2 separate regions of the Homo sapiens genome follow, and region 2 is linked to region 1. A link is an interaction called in ENCODE POLR2A ChIA-PET data of the cell type or tissue named here. Cell type or tissue: OCI-LY7. All regions are shown on one strand. Links, peaks and the distances in the headings refer to the core of each region. The heading gives the core; the rest is flanking DNA. Region 1 overlaps SART3 (spliceosome associated factor 3, U4/U6 recycling protein). Region 2 overlaps CORO1C (coronin 1C).

Evidence for each region. Peaks named below come from ENCODE experiments on the same cell type or tissue, not always from the same donor. Only the 100,000 strongest peaks of a DNase experiment are listed, where the experiment ranks them.
Region 2: POLR2A ChIA-PET joins it to region 1 with 5 read pairs; 3 of 35 experiments call an interaction of 5 or more read pairs at or near these places.

What each region holds. Positions count from the first base shown.
Region 1 is chr12:108,552,884-108,557,277 of GRCh38, reverse strand. The region is part of intron 1 of SART3 (spliceosome associated factor 3, U4/U6 recycling protein); the gene reads left to right. Among named protein-coding and RNA genes, the nearest start is that of SART3, 6.1 kb to the left of the region's middle. In OCI-LY7, for the core only: no CTCF peak of the experiment used is centred there; no DNase peak of the experiment used is centred there; H3K4me3 peaks cover 523 bases.
Region 2 is chr12:108,712,168-108,716,561 of GRCh38, reverse strand. The region is part of intron 1 of CORO1C (coronin 1C); the gene reads left to right. Among named protein-coding and RNA genes, the nearest start is that of CORO1C, 17 kb to the left of the region's middle. RefSeq lists enhancers at 124-813, 814-1,504, 1,505-2,195, 3,896-3,955. In OCI-LY7, for the core only: no CTCF peak of the experiment used is centred there; DNase peaks (open chromatin) are centred at 951, 2,141 and 3,961; H3K4me3 peaks cover 1,937 bases; H3K27ac peaks cover 1,401 bases.

The sequences.
Region 1 (4,394 bases), core at 64-4,063:
CACACCACTGCACTCCAGCCTGGGTGACAGAGCAAGATTCCACCTCAAAAAAAAAAAAAAAAAAAAAAAAACTATGTCATTAATGATGTTCTAAGACCAGAATAGACCAGCATATGTACTCATTTATCAGTATAGATTGAACTATGTGGAAATAGCTCTTTTAAGTGCATTTCAGTATGTATTTAATATATGTACTTTCAGAGTACTTGTCCACATATAGTATCTTCATCATTTTACCCTAAAAATCAGAAGTTTACACCAAAAGCCACACCTTAAAAGTCAGCTTCTTGACTTTAGCGACTTTTATACCTTTTTCTTCTGCTGATCCACACATGGTGTTCATGTGAGGGGCACTTGCATGCATAGATATTCGTGACACTGACTAGCAAGTGCTCTCCCACTCCTGTTTGTGCTCCGCAAGCACACTCTATTGAGTTCAGACTGGTGATGTGGTGGGGAGAGCCTTGAATGTTCTTTAATGAAGAAAGTGTATCCTTCTCAAACTTCACTTCTCAAACATCCCAAACTGCGGTTACTTTGTGTGACACACTTGATAGGTGATTTTGAAACATCAGTGTGTCATGATAGCCCATTTAAGAACCAGAGCTTTAGCCCAGCTCTTTCATGGTACAGATGAGGAAACAGAACAAGTGGGGATTAGAACACTTGTGTCCTGATCTGGTCCAGTGCTTTTCAGCCTATCGTGTGATCATCGGATGAGTTCAGCTTCTCAGGTTTTATGAATCATAAGCAGGAGAACATTGCTAAAAGTCTTAAGATTTAAAACTTAGAGATCATGTTCTTATCTGTAATTGATTATTATCTTTTGGCATGTAATTTGATAAATACAAAGCAGTTCACATCATGTACAAGAGTTTCTCACCAGATGCAGTGGCTCACACCTGTAGTCCTAGCATTTTGGGAGGCTGAGGCAGGATGATCCCTTGAGCCCAGGAGTTTGAGACCAGACTGGGCAAGATGGTGAGACCCTGTGTTTACAAAAAATAAATTTAAAACATTTAGCTATGTGTGGTGGCATGAGCTTGTAGTAGCAGCTACTCAAGAGGCTGAGGCGGGAGGATCACTTGAGCCTGGGAATTTGAGGCTGCAGTGATTTGTGACTGCCACGGCACTCCAGCCTGGGTAAGAGTGAGACCCTGACTCAAAAAAAAAAAAAGAGAGTTTCTCAAAGTCACTGTTTTTCAACCTGGGGGTCATAGTCATAGGTTGTGAATTTATTTTAGCTGAAACAGCAAGTGCCACCTGAGCCATAGTGTTTTTCAACTGCATGGGTCTGTTTTGGGCTCTCTCTTCAGTTTGTCTATCCTGTGCCAATTCCACTGATTAACTTATTGCTAAGGCTTGCTATCTGGTAAGACAAATCCTCCTACCTGCTTTTTTTCTTTCCTTGCAGGGTGTTTTGGCTCTTTCATATAAATTTTAGAATTATTTTGTCAAGGTCTGTGAAAAACCCTGTTGGTTTTTTTATTTGAATTGCATTGAATTTATGGATTATTTAGGGGAGAATTGACGTCTTTGCCATAATGATTATTCTAACCCAGAACATGCATATAACTCCATTCGTCTAGGTATTGAATATTCTTTCTATTTTTGAGACATGGTCCTGCTCTGTTTCCCAGGCTGGAGTACAGTGGCATGATCTCAGCACACTGCAACCTCCGCCTGCTGGGCTGAAGCGATCCTTTCACCTCAGCCTTTCGAGTAGCTGGGACCACAGGCATGTGCCACCAGACTCAGCTAATTTTTACAGTTTTTGTAGAGACGGGGTTTTGCCCTGTTGCCCAGGCTGGTCTTGAATTCCTGGACTCAAGTGATCTGCCTGCCTCGGCCTCCCACAGTGCTGGGATTACAGGTGTGAGCCACCGCCCCCGGCCAAGTCTTTAATATCTTTCAATCAAGTTTAAAAACATTTTGCCATAGAGGTCTCACACATCTTTTGTTAGATGTATTTCTAGGTACTTTATAGTGCTTGATGTTTATGCTATCCTATTTAAAATTACATTTTAAAGCTTGCTGGTTTATAGAAATGTAATTTTTTTATTGTAAAAAACATATAACGTAAACTTTGCTATCTTATTCTTAAGTGTATGGTTCAGTAGTGTTAAGTATAGTCACATTGTTGTGAAGCAGATCTCCAAAGTTTTCATTTGCATATATACAACTCTACCAATTAAACAGCTCTCCTTCTCCTTCCTTCCCAATCCCCTGATAACTACCATTGTAGTTTTCTGTCTCTATGAATTTGACTAGATACTTCATATAAGTGGAATCATACAGTATTTGTCTCTTTGTATATAATTGATTTTTATACATTGCTCTTATTGCTTGTCACTTTGCTAATCTTGTTTATTATTTCCAAATGATTTGTTTGTAGATGAGTTTTGGTTTACTATACATTGATATCATCTGACCATAATTAACAGTTCTCATTCTTTTCTCTATATCTGTTTCTTTTCCTTGTCTCATTGTTAAAACCCCAGACCTCCAGTACAGGGTTAAATAGAAGGCAATACTGGGAAGTTTTTTGTGTTTTTTAAAAGGAATTTTAATGTATTATTAAATTTACTAAATATAAATATATAAATATATAATAAACAATATAATAAATATATAAATATGTTATTAAAATATATTTATTGCAGATTTTAAAAATCAGGTTAAGGAAGTGCCTTTCTATTCCTAGTTTGCTAATTCTTAATTTTGACTCATGAATGGATGTTTTAATCAAATGCTATTTCTTCATTGAGGTAATCATGTTTTTTTCCCTCAAATCTGATGGTGGAAAAATTATACTGGATGATTTTGTAGTGTAAAAACACCCTTGCATTCCTGGGATAGACCCAAATTGATCATTATGTATTGTTCTCTTTATACATTTCTGATTTTTTAATATTTTATTTAGGATTTTTGTATTAATGCTCTTGAGTGAGATTGACATGTAATTTATTGAATTCTGTGTGCCAGGTAGGTAAAGAATCTAACCAAGTCAAGGATAAGACATACAAGGTACTTATCCCATGAAGCCTTTAGGTCATGATGGAAATAAACACGATGATGAGATGGAAAACAGCTTGCAGCATATAGGGGGCTACTTAAGAAAGAGTGGCATAGGAGGGGGGCCGGGGGCGCCCTCTGAGGAAGTGAAGTTTATACCTGAAGTATGAAAAGGGGTGGCTAGGCAGAGAGAAGGTGAGAGATCCTTCTGGGCTGAAGGAGCAGCAGGTGCCTAGCCCTGAGGTTGGAGAGACGTTGGAATGTTTGAGTTACACGAAGCTGGCTGCCATGTTGAGAGGCCGGTGGTTTGAGATGTAGCTGGAGAGATGAGCCCAGCATGCTGGGATTGCACATGAGGCAGGGATTTGCAAATTGTTCCTAGGATACTGGGAAGCCATGGAAGGGTTTTACTATTATAATTAGTAGAGAAAGATAATGAGTTCTTGTTTAAAATCTAAACACTTGAACAAAACCCCGTAATCCTTCATATTTGTATTCTCTGAATGGTTGGTCCTTGTCCCCACTCCATTTAAAGGTTCACTGGCTACTTCATTGTTAAGATTTTTATCCTAAAGTTCAAGTAATCATATTCATTGGCTGTCTTTCTGTATTTTAATTAAATATCTAGTACCTGGATTATTAGGGTATGTTGTCAGATGGTAGAGTGTAATTTGAATGAAGTGTAGGTAATCTTTTATCTCTGGAGAGGGAAATATTCCTAAAATGTGGCAGATGTTGGAAGAGTAGATACTAATGAAGTCTTGGTGTACAGACTTAAATTATCCCTATATCCCAACAAAAGCTTTTTAAACAATTCGCCTTTTTATTTTGAGATAATTGTAGATTTCCATGCACTTGTAAGAAATAATAGAGATTTTTCGTGTACTTTTTACCCAGTTTCCCTCAATGATAACACTTTGAGGAACTATAATATGTAATAACCTGGGTATTGACATTGATATAGTCAAGATACAGATCAGTTCTGTCACCTTAAGGATCCTTGATGTTGCCTTGAAATTTTTCTCTTGTCCTAACATTTTGTGATGTTATATTTACATTTCACATTTAAGTGTGATCCATTTTGAGTTATTTCTGTAAGGCGTGAAGTTTAGGTCAAGGTGTATTTATTTGTTTTGCCTGTGGATATCCATTTGCTCCAGCATCATTTTTTGAAAATGCCTTTTTTTTTCCTCTGTTGCATTGCGTTTGTCAAAAATTATTTGGGCATATTTGTGTGGGTCTGTTACTGGGTTCTATTCTCTTCATCTATGTATCTTTCTGCCATTCTCACACTGCCTTGATGATTGTAGCTGTATTGTAGGTTTTAGTATCAATCAGGTAGAGTGATTACTCCCACTTTATTCTTTTTCAAGATCATT
Region 2 (4,394 bases), core at 294-4,293, 160 kb before region 1:
TTAATGTTCCTTTGAAACACTGTCAGGAGTACATGTTCATTTAATCCATTTAATCTCCGCTTGCCCAAGGTATGGGTTAAAAAGGGAAGGCTGAAATTCTTCAGGTGAAGGTGATTATTTTGTTTTTTGACACTGCTAGTTTTGCCTGTGACTAGCCTTATGAAGTTATTAATAAAAATATCCCCCATCCCTTTTTAAGATATGAGCATCCAGTAATTTCATTTCCTGGTATAACAGTATTGCCAAATAATTAATAAAATTTTATTGTCTACTCCATATGACTAAGTAGTGAAAAACAGACTTAACAAGTTTGAACTGTCATACACAGTGTGTTTTTTACCAGTTGTTGATAAGAAAAGTAGGTCATCAATATAGAAAGAATGTTTAGAAACATATTCAAGGATTTTTTTTTTTTTTTTTTTTTTTTTTTTTTTGCGACAGAGTCTCGTTCTATTGCCAAGCTGGAGTGCAGTGGCGATCTTGGCTCACTGCAACCTCCGACTTCCGGGTTCAAGCGATTCTCCTGCCTCAGCCTCCCGAGTAGCTGGGATTACAGGCGCGTGCCACCACGCCTGGCCAATTTTTGCATTTTTAGTAGAGACGGGGTTTCACCGTGTTAGCCAGGATGGTCTCATTTCCTGACCTTGTGATCCACCCGCCTCGGCCTCCCAAAGTGCTGGGATTACAGGTGTGAGCCACCCCGCCCGGCCTCAAGGATTAATTTTTAAGTGAGATTGCTAGGTCACTCATGTCTATAAAAGTTTTGCGGTTGGTGTGAGACCTCTTGGGATTAATTTGGCTCTTTGAGTTGTGTTCTGCTCTTTGAAGAGAGACACAGAATTAAGCTTCTGAGTCTGGTCTCCTGTGGTGCACTTTAGGGAGATGGCTGCTGCCAGTGTTGTGAGTATGCGGGGGGGAGGGGGGGAGGGAGGAGGCGGGTCAGGTAGCGCCTGCCTTTGTCTTCCCAAGGGACGTTTCTTCAGCAATGCTTTTTCAAAGCTCCAGGGACCAAAAGAGGTGGTTGTGTTTATAAAGATGCTGGTGATAAGCAGAAAATTGGGAGATGTGGAGGGTTGTAAACATGTCATCCTTGCACATTATCTCTGTAATAGAAATATATATTTCTGTCATTGAAGAGCTAGAGATGATTTCGAAGTCCTTATATATTCTCACATTTTAGTAACTGCAAAATTTCTGTAGTGTCATTTCTATTATATTTTAAGTGAGTTACAGGCCTCATTATGGCATCTTTTAGTTCATAAAAGGGTCTCTCTTTAATAAGATGTGAGGGAATTACAGTTTTGTTTTGTTTTGTTTTGTTTTTTTAAGAGACACAGTTTCGCTTTGTCTTTTGGTATCAAGTTCAGTGGTGCAATAATAGCTCAGTGCAGCCTCAGACTCCTGGGCTCAAGGGATCTTCCTGCTTCAGCCTCCCAAAGTGCTGGGATTACTGGTATGAACCACCACACCCAGCCCAGTTTTAGGAATTTTATCTTTTGTCTTCAGGTTCATTATGTGTTACTGTTTTGCTGCTCATTTTACTTCTTGTCAGACTTGATTTTCGGCAGTCATTTTCATAGCGTCACATTACGCTCTGCAATGCGCTCACTGCTTTCTGCTTCACATTGCCAGTGAGTGCTTAGGTTTGACTTTAGGTGGTCCCCAACCAAGTCTCTTTGTAAGAAGTTCCTAAAATGAGTATAGATTATAAAATGTAAATATACGAGTGCTCTTCTTTGAAAACTTTAAAAAGTATGATACCTCTTTATTATACCTCACCTTTTATTTTTATTTTTATTTTTTTTGGGTATCACTGTGTCCCCCAGGCTGGAGTGCAGTGTCGTGATCTTGGCTTACTGCAACCTCTGCCTCCTGGGCTCAAGCAATCCTCCTGCCCTCAGCCTCCTGAGTAGCTGGGACCACAGGCATGCGCCATCATGCCCGGCTAATTTTTTGTATTTTTGGTAGAGATGGAGTTTTGCCATGTTGCCCAGGCTGGTCTCCAACTCCTGAGCTCAGCCTCCCAAAGTGCTGGGAATACAGGTGTGAACCACCGCACCTGTAATGTCTCACCTTTTAGATACTATCCTTGGGGTGTGTGTGTGTGTTTCTAGTGTTTTATGCATGCTCTTTCAGGTTGTTCCTCTTTTTTTTTTTTTTTTTTGAGACTGACTCTCGCTCTGTTGCCAGGCTGCAGGCTGGAGGAGTGCAGTGGCGCGATCTTGGCTCACTGCAACATCTGCCTCCCGGGTTCAAGCAATTCTCCTGCCTCAGCCTCCCGAGTAGCTGGGACTACAGTTGTGCGCCACCACGCCCTGCTAATTTTTGTATTTTTAGTAGAGATGGGGTTTCACTATGTTGGCCAGGATGGTTTCAATCCCTTGACTTCGTGATCCGCCCACCTCGGCCTCCCAAAGTGCTGGGATTATAGGTGTGAGCCACTGTGCCCGGCCCAGGTTGTTCTTTTCTTGGACAACTGAGCACATAGTCCTCTGGCTAAGCTAAGGATTTTCAGTGAGAAGTAAGATTTGCTTCCTTGGTCATAACAGATACCCTCTTGTTTGTCTCAGTACATTTGAATGCCTACAGCTGGTTTCTGTATTTTGATTTTTCCATTTTTACTCATATTTATAAAGTGTAGGCAAAGTGCAGTTTCACATTTAAAGTGTTACACAAACTGGCCAACTGGACTGGGGGCTGTCAAAGCAGCACCCACAGGACAGAGCTCTAAGTGCCATTGTTGGCTGATGTGGAGAAACTGAATTGTATATATGATTCGGGATTGATTGTTGGAAAAGTATGACAGTTCATGGGCTGAAAAGTTGGAACTGCTCCGTACTTTGTAGTTCAAGGTCACTGCATCTTTCTCAGAAGTTCTTTATCTTTGGAGGAGTTATACGTCTTCAGGCTGAAACGTGACGGGCCTGGAATTGATGAGCTTTGGAACTCTCTCCAGGCCTAGCTCTGTGAGGCCCGAGCCTGGAGGCTTCTTGGTAGATCTTATTTGCATTTTCTCTTTATTCTTAGAAACTTTAAAAACTAAATGATATTGAGTTATTGAATTGAAACAAAATGCATTTTTACTGGTATGCCTCATTCTTGGCATCTTACCTGTTACCTGGATTAATAATGATGGGATGAAACTATTTGGAAGGCTATGTAATACATGTGAATTTTTTTCCCTTAATTTTTACCATTCCTGGTGTTATAATCAATTGAACCAACATCAAGGCTATTCATACTTGCAGTCAGTCGGCCATGCTAAGTGGTCAATAGTTTTTCTAGAAAAAACATTTTTTTCAACAAGTCCATATCAGCAGTGGAATACAAATCTCTTTCAGCCAAAACTGCTGTGTATGAGGAGATCTGTTGTGTATCTGACATTTTGCTGTGCTTTATAGCAAATGTTGCATGTGGTCTTTTTTCTTCCTCTTTTAAAAACAGCTTCTATTAAAATAGGTAAGGCATGTTTTTTTTTCTTGGAATGTCTCATGTATGAATCTGTTAAAGAGTTGCATGCAGTAGAAATATGCAATTCGTTAGGTAAATTCTTTCTTTGAGTGTCACTGCTGGATTTAATTTAGAAAATTTGAAAAAGCTCAGCTATCTCATATTCGGAAATGATGATTTTTTTTTTTTTTTTTTTTTAAAGAGACATGATCTTGCTAGAGTGCAGTGGCATGATCATAGCATACTGCAGCCTCAAACTCCTGGGCTCAAGCAGTCTTCCTGCATCAGCCTTCTTAGAGACAGTGCCTCATTATGTTATCCAGGCTGGTCTTGAACCCCTGGCCTTAAGCTATCTTCCCACCTCAGCCTCCCAAAATGCTGAGATTGCAGGCGTGAGCCAACGTGCCCGGCCAAATTTTTATATTTAATCAGAGTACCTCCTATATTTGCTTTGGGTGTCTGCTCTCTCGTGAATGTGTATTCTATGTAGGCTTATATATTATTACATTTCCCACTTCCTTTTTTTTTTTTTTTTTTTTTTGAGACAGTTTCGCTTGTTGTTCAGGCTGGGGTGTAGTGGCACAATCCTGGCTCACTGCAACCTCCACCTCCTGGGTTCAAGCAATTCTCGTGCCTCAGCCTCCTGAGTAGCTGGGATTACAGGCACCTGCAACCACGCCCACCTGATTTTTTGTATTTTACTAGAGATGGAGTTTCACCATGTTGGCCAGGCTGGTCTCGAATTCCTGAGTTCGGGCAATCCACCTGTCTCAGTTGCCTAAAGTGCTAGGATTTACAGGTGTGAGCCGCCCTGCCCGGCCTCCATCTTCTTAAAAGGAATTTTTTACTGTTGGCATTGTCATTTAAATAACTGAGTTTAGGATATTTGTCTCCTCATCTGCTGTCTTACCTGCCTTTTTCTATTGAATAACACATCGGATCTC